2 separate regions of the Homo sapiens genome follow, and region 2 is linked to region 1. A link is a contact called in ENCODE Hi-C or POLR2A ChIA-PET data. All regions are on one chromosome and are shown on one strand. Each heading gives the region's core, a stretch centred on a gene start or an enhancer-like site at or near the end of the contact. The rest is flanking DNA. Distances are from core to core; before and after follow the strand shown.

Region 1 (6,152 bases), core at 1,496-3,995:
ACTTCAGGCCATCTGGGCATATATATACGTGCAAGTCACAGGGGATGCGATGGCTTGGCTTGGGCTCAGAGGCCTGACAGAAACAGTTTGAGTTTTTCCCAAACGCAATTCTAGGGCAATACATATATGTTTTGAAATGTAGATTTTATCATTATTCAGGTCTGATGATGCCAACAGATCAGAAGACTGCCATTGATAAGGTGGCTTGTTGCAATTACCAAGAGGAGGAGGCACTCACTCCTCCACACGGGGCACACAGGCAAGCACTAGAGTTGGTTGAAGACAGAGGGAGAGGGGAAAACCATGGGCAAGGCTCTCTATTGTGGTTTCCAAGGGAAAGAGCATGCAAAACAGGGCAAGCGGGTTGAGGATTGGCTTGTCTGAGTAATTTCAGCAAGCTCTGGGGTATAGGGACTGTGCCTAGTTGTTTGCTACCTGGCCCTGGGGTGATGAGGGCAGGGAATCATGGCCTGGTCAGGAGTGTAAGTGCAATAGAGGAAGTGTCGCTGGTAGGCATTCTAGATTGGTTGGTTTGCATATGAAAGGTGCGCTCTCAGGCCAGCCCTTGACTTTCTCTAGTAATTAGCCCTGGGAGGGGGGACTCCCGCCAAGACAGCAAGGCCCTAAAACAGCAAAGCATCAGAATACAGAAAATAAAAAGACGCAGTTAATACAACATGCGACTGGGGCACCTTCCAGGGCATAGGTGTCCACAAAAAGTGCACACAACAACAAGGACACAAAACAGCGTTTCTAAAGCCACACTGACACTGTGAGAGAGATGCCTGACTTCTCAGGGTCACAAAATGGGAGACAAAGGCAGGCAGAGGGTGCAATTTTAAGAGGCTGTTCTCTCAGCTGGTGACTGAGGCTAAGGGAGGACCATGTGGGGAGGTTCTGTGCCTCCTCCAGGGGAGGGCACTAAGGCTCTGTTCTCCCTGCCCAGCCCTGTCCACCCGCACACTTGTTCCTCTGCCCTGTGAGCTTCCTAAGCTGCTTGTTTTGAGGGGCTTCATCTGAGAATGTTGGCCAGGGGTATTTTCCTGAACTGTGCTGCCTTCTCTGACAGACGTGCTTCCCATCCAAGACCAAAGCCCACTCCATTCTGGCCTCCAGGGGCCTGAGCTTGGCTGGGCCTTTTTCACTCGGATGAGCTTTCATTGCATTTCTAGCAACTACACTGTGGTGTAGCGATCAGAGCCACCAGTTCCGGAACCAGGCTGCTCCTCATTTGCAAACTGCAAATGATGAAATTAAAGTTAATAAGACTTGCTCATAGGGTTACTATATTAAGTTACTCTACTTAGAACATGCCACTTACACAGAAAGTATTATGTAAATGTTATGTTTGCATACATTACAGCACTGCCTAATAATTGGGCAGAAATGACAATCAGCTCAAAAAAACGGATTATAATTATTGATGATTTTAAGAAACTTATCAGGTTCTTTCTCCCTCAAGTAGTCCTTGTCAGACCCTTACTGGACCCACACTAAGTGCAGGGCCTGAGCTAGTCCCCGGAGGCAGATGTGGAAACCTGTCATCCCAGAAGAGGAACAGTAGCAATCACTTGTTGATTGGAACTATGCACCTTGTCTCCCTGGCTCGTGGTCTGATATTTCTCATGGCTATCATGTAGCCAGGCAAAGATCCTATTAGTATGGTTATGCTTTCAATTATTCAAACATTTACTAACTATCAGATGGCATTTTAAACACTGGGTACAAATGAGTCAACTTCATCCTTGCCACATCATTAAGGGATGGGTATTACTAGTCCCATCTTAGATGCAAAGAGAATGTGACTTGGAGCGGCTCAGTATTTGCCCCCTCTGCAGCAGTGCATGGCAGAAGGGATCCAAGCAAGCTGCACACAGGATCTTCTATGATGCAAATTCACACAGGGAGGAGGCAGAGCACCTGCCTGGAAAAGTGTCTCAAACTGAGTTTGGAAGGATATACAGGGGTTGGCCCAGCAAAATGGGTAGTTAGGATAAAGTCAACCTATACAGAGAAAAAAACACATTTCCAGAAGTGGAAGTGTGGGGTGGGCCCGTGCCTGGAAGATGCCAGTGTATCCGTGAGGTGTAAGACATGAGGCTAGAGAGGTGGGAAGGGCCAGGCCATTCTCCAGAAGATTCTAGATCAGTCCAGAATTTATTCTCAGGGGTTAAATTCAGTCATTTTGTGTACCCTCCTACCCATTTGAAATAGCCAAAATTTCAACCACAAACTCACTAAAAAAAAAAAAAAATTCCATTATTTGTCTTTTCAGATGCCAGAGGTCAAATCTTAAAACTATCTGGCCTGCCTTTGACCTTCATGGGAAAACCTAAAGTGTTCTGTCTCCATAGAGCTAGATGTTCATCAAATCCAATTACCTCTCCCAGCTGCACCGCTCACCAGGAGGCAGGGCTCTGCTGGGGACAAAGAGAGGCAGAGGAAGCAGACTGTCCCCAGCCCCGCTTCCTGCTGCAAATTAAGCCAGGCATCGACTGTGCCGACTCACCACCTGGCTGCTGCCACAACAGCAGCTGCAGCCTGTTAGCACTGAAGAGTTTCTCTCCCAACTATTCCCATTAGTGTGGCCAGCGAGGGGGAGGATGAGTAAGTGTCTGTGCTCAGCTTGGGGCTCTGGCTCCTGCTGTCTCTTCACTGGGCTCTGACCTCCAGGGGCTGGGCGGGACATCCAAGCGTCAGAAGCCAACATAGGCCTGCTGACTCCCAGAGTTCGGCGCCTAACTTGGAGACAGGGCAGCAGAAGAGATTCTCAGCCCTGGCTGCCAAGCATTGCTCAAGAAGCTTCAGATTCAGAGAGACTGGGTAAGGCGGCCCCTCTGGGTCTGTAAAGCACCACTGTGATTCCAAAGCACAGCCAGGGTCAGCACTTCACCGATCTGTATTCACCAGCTGTCCTGCACATGTGTCTTTGATAGGACATGTGGGAAAGACATTAGGCCCTTCCAGCTCCCAGTAACTAAATATAGTCCTTCACATATCTCAGGGTAAGGCACTCTGTACCTTTTCAAACTGCTTTCATATACCTTGTCTCATTTGAGCCTGTGAGCAAGGGGAGGAGGCCGCTGAAACCCCAAGGTGCACTGAACGCCCCTGATGCCTTTAATCACGCAGCCAATTAGAGGCAAGGTTGGAACTATGCACCTTGTCTCCCTGGCTCGTGGTCTGATATTTCTCATGGCTATCATGTAGCCAGGCAAAGATCCTATTAGTATGGTTATGCTTTCAATTATTCAATACTTCTGTGTTACAATACACTGCTTATGTGGAACTGCTTGTAAGTGGCCATCATTGACTTCACCGATGAATCTGCTCCCCCTGTGTTGGAGAAAGTACCGAGTCATTGCCTCTAACCCCTAGCAAATGTAAAATACCTTTGCAATAGCTGGAAAAAGAAAATCACTGATGCCGACAGAATCTCCTTCATTCTCATAGACTAGGTAACAAAAGGGGAAGAAATCATGTCAGCTGAAAGATCTGGGGAGAAATCGATTTGGGACTGCTAGAATCACAGGAAGTTTTTGTTGAAGGATCAGAAACCCACGCAAGCCAGCTCAAGCAAAAGGTTTATTGTACAAGACACAGAGCGATGTAACAGAACCCAGCTGTAGGAAGTGCAGCTGGGTCTCCAGGGAACCAGAGAATGAATGGCAACCGTTTCTCAAGCCACATCATCTCTCATCTTGGCTTCTCTCTGTACACCTGCTCCCATATCCTCCCTATGGGCTGGCTTCCCCTTGCTGTTCAGGGTTTCTGCTCCTTCACAACTTCAGTTTGCTTATTGCTTTGTCTAAGTAAGCCTCACCATGAAACTTGACTCTACATAACTGTACTTGGAACCTATAGCTAATCAAGTCAGTCCCCGGAACTGGAAGCATCCCTATTCCAGATCCTCAGGGAGAGGATCTGACTGTTTGGCTGGGCTGGCAGGGCCCACCCCACTGTCCACTCATCTGATTCCAGGAAGGATTGAGTCTCATGGGATGCTGCCTAGATCTAAGCTGGCAATGGGGATGACAGGTAAAGAGACCAGTCACTTAGAACTGAGCCAAGACAAACTCAGATGACTCTATCCCAGGAAGAAAGGCAAAGCCTCCCTTCTGAAAGCCATTCAACAAGCAGGTCATTGAAGTGTGTTGGAACACAGGTTAGAATAATAAATAATAGGCTGGGTGTGGCGGCTCACGCCTGTAATCCCAGCACTTTGGGAGGCCAAGGTGGGTGGATCACCTGAGGTCAGGAGTTCAAGACCAGCCTGGCCAACATGGCGAAACCCTGTCTCTACTAAAAATTTAAAAATTAGCTGGGCATGGTGGTGCATGCCTGTAGTCCCAGCTACTTGGGAGGCTGAGACATGAGAATTGCTTGAACCTGGGAGGCAGAGGTTGCAGTGAGCCAAGATCGCACCACTGCACTCCAGCCTGGGTGACAGAGCGAGACTCCGTCTGAAACAAACAAACAAAAAAGAATGATAATAATGTGTGAAAAACCAGGACGCACAATCTACGGGACCACATTCTCACTGAGGAAGTGGTTTTCTAGAGCAGTGACTATATAATCCTTTTAGTAGGTGAATCAGTCAAGCAGGTCAAAATACCTCATTTCCCAACAAACCTTACAAGAAAAAAAGCCCTGCCAGATTAAACAAGAATATGAGTCTCTTCTAGACGAGATTCTGAAAACCCAGATAAGTAAGAAAAACACTGGACCAGGACTCCGAAATCCCGAGTTTTCATTCAGGCTTTGTTATGAATTTTTCATCTGGTGGCCCTTCCTTCTTCATTTAGCTAACTTCTCATCAAGACTCAGCTCCCAGGGCTGAGGCCGGTGACTTACTCCTGTCATTCCAGCACTTTGGGAGGTCAAGATAAAAGGATTTCTTGAGGCCAGGAGTTTGAGACCAGCCTGGGCAATATAGTGAGACCCTCTGTCGGCAGAAAATTTTAAAAATTATCCAGGTGTGGTGGTGCATGCCTGTATTCCTAGCTACTCAGGACACTAAGGCAGAAGGATCGCTTGAGCCCAGGAGTTGGAGGTTACAGTGAGCTGTGATGGCACCACTGCATCTAGCCTGGGCAACAGAGTAAGACCTTGTCTCAAACAAACAAACAAAAATGCTCAGTTCCAGGAAGTTCCTGCTCTGTGCTCCCACAGGACCATCTACATGCCTCCATCATGGCAGCTCCCCATTGTCCTAAAATTGTTTGCCTACCGTCTGTTCTCTCACTGGAAGTACATTCCTCTAGCATGGATCCTCTATGTCCTCAGTTATACCCCCATGTGTTCTGCCGTACTTGACATATAGTACTCAATAAATGTTTTTCAGCTGAACTGACTATGAGAAGATATTTATCTGAGCTGCAAATCAAGGCACACACACTGTTGTCTGGCTGAAAACCTCGAGCCCTTTGTGGTAGGAGATTGGGTACCACTTGATAGACAGTAGAGAACACAGGGACAGCCAGTACTCTAAAGCATAGCCAGCCCCGCCTGGGACACTGATGTATCCGCCTGCCGTATGTGAAAAGAGATAAAATTTTAGCACCTTCCAAATGTACTGTGCTAAGAATAAAAGTTAAGCCCTGCAAACTGAGTCATATAACATGACCGTTCTTTTCCTCTGGTGCATGACCATTGCTTCCTGACTTTTGTGTTGAGATGTTACATGCCAACCAGACTTCCCATTCTTCATTCAAACCTACACAAAATGATGCTGGAGACCTTGTGGTTGTTATCTCCCTACAATAGGATGTTAAGCCACCCCCTTAGCGTGGAATCGATAGTAGCCAATCAAATCTTATATCTGCATGTTAGCCTCTCTATGGAAAATGCTGTGATTCCATTCAACACTTCCATTTTTGACCTCATAAGCAGCCCTCACTTTTCCCCACACCAGGACACCAGGAGCACCAATCACCATTCTTTGGTGTCCACGTGTCCTGAGATGGCCACCCTGACAGTGCACTTGAATAAACTCTCTTAACTGGGTCCTGAGCCTTTTGATTATTTCAAACTGCCAAATATTAGGAAGAAAATGTGCATATTCTCAAACTAAAAATGAATAAAGCCACACCACCACTGATGCTTTTCAAGATATATTTTATTACAAAAGAAAGTTTGAATGTAAAAACAAA
Region 2 (6,428 bases), core at 3,259-5,758, 580 kb before region 1:
TTGGCACACTGTGTCATGTAAACATAGCTCACCGCAAAGGACCCCTCCCCGGCCCACCCCTGCTCTTGACGCCCGGACCATCCAAAGCCGCCTCCCAGCTCAGGGACAGGACGCCGCCCCCAGGGCATGGGCCGCACAAGGGTCTGGGTAGACACGTGGGATGATAGGAAGGCTGAGAGGGCCTAGGGGTGCGGGCGGGGTAAAGGTGAAGGGGCAAAGGATTCGTCAGAAAACGTGATTTTAAAACGAGCCAGATTCATCCATTTCCCTCCTTACAGTAGTAGCAGCTCGCAGGTCACAGGGTCTGACAGAAGAACCTGGGTGCTGGGGGCTACGCACACCCTGCTCTGGCCTGCACTCCACAGCCTCGCACAGGTACCTAAGGGGGTTTTCCTCAGGCTCCCCCCGAGCGCCCACCGTGAAAGACAGAAGCGTGCGGAGTTACTCCAGCGTGGGGGCACGCTGCCCACTCACAACACATCTGGTTGCATGGCAGGGGAGGCGGGAAGAGAAGACCTATAGGGCAGCCCTCCAGCCAGGCTTCCACCTCGGGGCCGCTGTCCTACAGTGCACACATGTGGGGCTCCCGCCGGGGAGGAAGACACACAGTGGCCCCTTTCATACAAGACACAGGGAGGAGCATGGCACCGGCACAACCTCCCAGGGTGGCTCCTAACTCCAAGGCCGCCGCTGTCCCACCGAGGGGCCTGCAGGTGTGCCTAACTGACGCTTTTCTCAGACTGCCAGGCCGTGCCAGCCTCTCTGAGACTGAGCATCTGTGTGTGCGGCGCTGGAGAAGGCGGCCAGGAGTGGAGGAGGAAGCAGGGCACCGACCACAGAGTGGCAGGGGTGACGAGGAACATTCCTGAGCACCCAGGTAGAAGCCAGGCACCTCTCCCCGTTATGACTTTCAGTTCATAACTGTCTGTGGTTTAACAGGACCCCAAGGCTCCTGTCTCCCGCCCTGAATCCTCAGTGTAAATGAGCAGGTATTGTTTGGTTCTGACCCTTCCTAATTCTTTCCCCAAAGCCCCCTGAAGCAGTCATCTTGGCCAGGCGGGGTGTGGGAGGGAGCTGCGGGCGGGGCAGGACTCGCTGCCTGGCTGGAGCTCCCCAGGCCAGCAGGTGTGCAGGACTGTGAGCCAGGCCTGTGCCCTGGCTGACGGGCTCATCCCTGACACTGCTGGCCATTAATTCTGAAGGCCCAGCGTGCAGGGCTCAGATCACAATGAAGCCAATACTAGCGTGTGACAGCTGCCTGGCATCATTGGTCTGCCCTGTCGCCAGGGGGCAGCGGTATTGCTGGCTCACACAGAGCTATGGGGTATGTCTTATATTCCTTAGAGAAAAGAAATTTAATGTAAAAAGACCCAAAGTGATATCTGTCAAAATAAGTAACCGCTCCAGGTTCACAGATACGCACAGCACGCAAGGTGGATTCTGACGCACAGTAGGGACTCTCAGGCTGACGCCCAACAGGGATGCCGGGGCCGAGGCCGGTGGTCTGGAGGAAGCCCCCCAGCTGGCCACAGCAGTAGCACCAACTGGCTGATCGGGCTCCAGGGGACAAAGGCCACCTCCTCCCTCTGTGAGAAACTGGCCCCACCGGGCTCTGGCCCCTTCTCCCGGAAGCTGCGAACGGCTTTGTGGGGAATATACAAGATGACGATGATCTACAGAAACCATAGGGAACTGACCGTACATTCTTTCTCTATATAGCTTTATATTTAGTGTCCCACCATAGAAAACTTCATCCTCAATATAGCAAGTACATGAGGTGGAGGGGAGTCTGGCCCAGGAAGACACTTGCGAATGGAGGAGCAGAGAGAGGGACTATTGACGTAAACCTGCCACGTGACACGACTCGGCTTTGTGGAAACCATACGTGATTTCGAAGGGATTGAAAATGGAGATTTCAAGAGTTCTCCTCGCTCCCCTGGGGCATGTGTGCCCCCTCCTCCCGCCCTGTCCTCAGCTCGCACGCATCCGTTCAGTTGCTTCTACCACTCCCCAGTCGGTTGTCGCTGGGTGTCACTCAGTTGCGGAGCCGGCAGAAGTGAAAGCTGGAAGGAAGAGGGGCGCTCCGGCCTGGGGAAGGGGGCCCGGCTGGGCTGCACCGAGAGGAGGGGGAGGGCAGTTCTCGCTTCTTGCCGCTGCTGTGTCTGCACAGTCGTCCGTGCCTTGCCGAAGTTTGACTTTCAGACCATGATGGAATACTGAGGTATATTAGTTTCGCGGAAAGTTTAAGAAACATAATCAATAATGTGATCACCAGACTCCACCCAATGGTGCAGGAGACAGGACGGCAGGGCCTCCCGGACCCTCCTACTGCTGCAGGTTGAGCGTGAACTTCCACTGCTGCGAAAGGGCCGGGCCACACACCTCCACGCTTAGGCCCCCGCTCTTGGCCGTGCGACTGTCCAGGCACAGGTTGCTGCCCACGTGCCTCAGCTTGGAGTTGCCCTCGATCTGTTCCCATTTCTGCAAGACACAGGAGAGTGCCTTAGAGTGTGGGCACAAGCAAAGGAGTACAAACAGATTCGTGTGAATTCAGGACCTTGTGGCTGCATTAAAAACTCACAGATAGACACGTTTTTCCCAGCCTCTCATCTGAACGGCCGAGGAGCTTGCAGCAGCCCCACAGGAAACCAGCCACAGGTGCTGCTGGGACCCAGGAAGGAAACATATTCTCTGCCTTGGATCAAAACTCAGAACGTCTCCTGCCCCAAACTTTCTGTGGGTGTCCCCTCCTCTGAGCCCCAGAGCTCTGGGCACCCACCCCTTCGTCATTAACACAGGATTTGATGTAGGGGAATTTGCATGCCTTCGTATGAAAGCTTGATCCAGTGATGGTTCACCCCAAGAAGGGATCCACACAATGCAGGGCCAGATCCTCCCCTGGCTGTTGGAAAGCAGCCCTGCCTGGAGGCCTTGGTCTGGGCACCTCCATGCTCCCACTTAGGGCTTTCTGCTCGGGGGAGCCAGAGGAACGGTGTCAGGCCAAATGTCAGGAAGAGAGATGGTTGTTTGAACAGAACATAGCATTGAGAAGCCTATTTCTATGTAGTCTGTTCTCTACTGGTGTGCAAGCTCCTTGGTGGATATGAGAAACTTGTCTCTGCTACCCTTGAGCCCCCTGGTGCTCTGTATGGCAGGGACCAATGTTTGCTGAGTTCTGAACATGCCGCTTGTAAAGTACAGGGTACGATGCCTCTTTACTAACACTCAAATCAAGCGAACAACCAAACTCAACCCACATACCCGTTACCCACCAACTAAGCCAGAATCAAAGTGCACAACCCAGCCTGAAGGAAATCTGAGGAGCCCTGTTTAGCAAGTAACATAAATACCCCTTTCAGCCTGAGTGCAGGCGGCTCACGACACTAATCCCAGCACTTTGGGAGGCCGAGGCAGGAAGATCGCTTGAGGCCAGGAGTTCAAGACCAGCCTGGGCAACATAGCAAGAACCCATCTCTACAAACATTTTTTTTAAAAAAAATTAGCAGGGCATGGTGGTGCATGCCTGTTGTCCTAGCTCCTTGCAGGCTGAGGTGGGAGGATCGCTTGGGCACAGGAGTTCGAGGCTGCAGTGAGCTATGGTCATACCCACCCCTGCACTCCAGTCTTAAGCAACAGAGTGAGATCCTGTCTCTTAAAAAAAAAAAAAAAAAGAAAGAAAAACAGAAAAATCCCCCTTTAAAAATCTCTAATGTTTGTTCTTAAAAAAAAAAAGTAACATTTTTTTCTTCCCCAAAGCTCGTTTCAAATAATGAAGTCTGTGGTTCTAATTAATTTTTTATACTGTGTGCACGAAAGCTCCTTCACCTAAGTATTTTTTGCAAATCCTTTTGACATTGCAGAATTAAATTTTCTCACTCCTGCCTCCCTTTCCCCTTTGACTCTGCAAATATGCACAACATATGAAAACATGGACGTGCCTGGAAACCAAATGTTCCAACTGGCAAAGCCAGTTCAGTTCCAAGATAAAATTTGCTAAGGAGCTTCCTCTTGAGGGGCCAGTGAGTGAGGCAGGGAGGAGCCGGTGCAGGCAGAGGAGCCCAGTGCTGGGGACCCGACCTGCGCGAAACACCACAAGGATGTTGTCACTTGTACCCTGCTTTCCTTATTTCCGTCCACCTGCTCACCTGGAGTTCTTGCCAGCAGGGAAAGACAGTGCAATCAGAGGAGCCGGGGAGGCTTTTGCTAAGTGCCTGTCATTGCCTCTTTCATTTCCAGCTCCCTCGTTGCTGTCAATCACCCCTCATGCTGTTTTTCCCCATTGTCATGTAAAGTGTGTATGTATTGAGGCTGCCCTGTTACTCTGAGCAGCCAGGAATCTTCTCAACAAAGAATTCGGAATGAACGGAATCTGATTCTGGCCACTGGAGGGACTGCCTGTCATGTGTCAAAGCATCAGCTAAATCAAGAACCTTAGAAAAACAACAACAAAACCCCAGCTCCGTCTCGCACAGGTGGCCTTGTGGGCTCTGATCTGTCTGTCTGATGGGATTGTGGTTGGGGGTGGGGAGCGCAGATTTTCAAGGCAGTCAGACTCTACTGAAACAGCCCCCACATCCTCTCTAATAGCCTGAGTCTTGGGGTTTAAAACCTAACAGATCCCCATTTATACATGCCATACATCCAGAAAAACTTATTATTTATAGGTCTTTTCATGCTTCACAAAGGTCCTAAGCCGTGTCAGTTATGGTTCCCCAAAACTGGGACTGAAGCAGAAACACCTGTCAATTCTTGAAATTAAGCAATATTGAAGTAATATTTGTTTTTTAAAAAGGTGTCAACTAAAGTCATCACTTTATCAATCCATTACATCCAAAGACATCTCTGCTCCGTTACATCCCAGGGGAATGTGTTTGAGACTCACCCAGTACTTGGCTCAGCAGATGCCAGCCTTGCCCTCGAGGAGCTTCCTCTCGAGGGGCCAATGAGTGAGGCAATTTCTAGGTGGTTTGGGTCCAAGCGGTGCTAGCCTTCTCTTGTTTAACAGGCACTCCCTTACACATTTTGGTATCAAGTCATCAACACAGATGGACATTTAGAGATGCGGATTGTGAGCAGAACCCTAGAGAGGGGCTCCCACTGCCAGGACAGGCTGGGACTCTGCAGAGCAGGGAAGGAGGAGCACCCAGAGCTGGCGCAGGGGTTTGGAGACAGACAGGTGAAAGAGGGCCCTCTGCAGGCGTCTCCCTGACAACTGGGGTCAGAACCGGGGACTCGGTCCTGGCCTTGGTCTTCCCAGATGACTCCAGGGTGGAGGCAATGACTTTCTGAGACTTTTCTGTTGTGAAATCAGGGTTAGACTAGAAGCTGGCTTAGGCTCTTGGCTCCAGTAGGTTCTGTGCCTCAGTTTCCCTACATCCCATCTATCTCTAAGGACCGACTGTAAGAACAGGGGCAGGCACTCCAAGTATGGGCATACAGGGAGGACCTTTTGTGCTTGCATTTCTATTCCTGACACTAACTGTTACCCCATGCCTTGAGAAAGGGTGTGTCCACAAGCTGCCACAAGGGAATACGTCAGAGAAAACCGGCTTACAAGGCAGGTAGAAAGTCTATTCTGAAATGTTTAAAGAAACTGTGTGTATATGTGTGTGTGTGTATATATGTATATATATGTGGTGTGTATATATATGTATATATCTGTGGTGTCTATATATGTATATATGTGTTTATATATGTATATATATGTGGCATGTATATATACGTATATATATGTGGCATGTATATACGTATATATATGTGGCATGTATATATACGTATATATATGTGGCATGTATATATACGTATATATATGTGGCATGTATATATACGTATATATATGTGGCATGTATATATGTATGTATCTGTGGTGTCTATGTATATATGTGGTGTTTATATATGTATATATCTGTGGCATTTATATATGTATATCTATGTGGCATGTATATACATGTATATATGTGGCATGTATATTTGTATATATATGTGGCATGTATATATATGTATATATCTGTGGTGTATGTATATATGTATATATATGTGGTGTTTGTATATATATATGTGGTGTGTATATGTGGTGTGTATATATATGTGGTGTTTACATATGTATACATGTGGCATGTATATATGTTGTGCTTGTATATCTATGTGGCGTATATATATGTGGTGTTTATATAAATGTAGCATGTATCTATATGTATATATATGGTGTGTTTATATGTATATATATGTGGCGTTTATATATGTATATCTATGTGGCATGTATATATATGTATGTATCTGTGGTGTGTGTGTGTATATGTATATATATGTGGTGTTTGTATATATGTATATATGTGGCGTGTATATATATGTGGTGTGTATATATGTGGTGTTTACATATGTATATATGTGGCGTGTATACATGTGGTGTTTATAGATGTATATGTGGC

What was found. A loop is a pair of places that touch in the nucleus more often than their neighbours do. ChIA-PET counts read pairs that join two places held with the same protein, here RNA polymerase II (POLR2A). Pooled maps may share reads with other maps.
Region 2: a pooled map shows a loop between it and region 1 (2.2-fold over the local background). The contact joins two enhancer-like sites. A Hi-C loop is called at or near these places in 1 of 37 single-sample maps with no recorded cell type and 1 of 50 pooled maps. POLR2A ChIA-PET finds 5 or more read pairs at or near these places in 2 of 52 experiments (HEK293 and WTC11).

What each region holds. Positions count from the first base shown.
Region 1 is chr1:229,690,869-229,697,020 of GRCh38, reverse strand. No RefSeq gene overlaps it. Among named protein-coding and RNA genes, the nearest start is that of URB2, 68 kb to the right of the region's middle. RefSeq lists an enhancer at 1,608-2,109. Within about 2 kb of position 2,745, at least 13 of the 41 ENCODE cell types and tissues checked have a DNase peak (open chromatin) inside an H3K27ac peak, as active enhancers do.
Region 2 is chr1:230,275,356-230,281,783 of GRCh38, reverse strand. GALNT2 (polypeptide N-acetylgalactosaminyltransferase 2) reads right to left here. Exons shown (of 16, transcript NM_004481.5): 16 at 1-2,481. The coding sequence ends at 2,326. Among named protein-coding and RNA genes, the nearest start is that of PGBD5, 150 kb to the left of the region's middle. Within about 2 kb of position 4,508, at least 3 of the 41 ENCODE cell types and tissues checked have a DNase peak (open chromatin) inside an H3K27ac peak, as active enhancers do.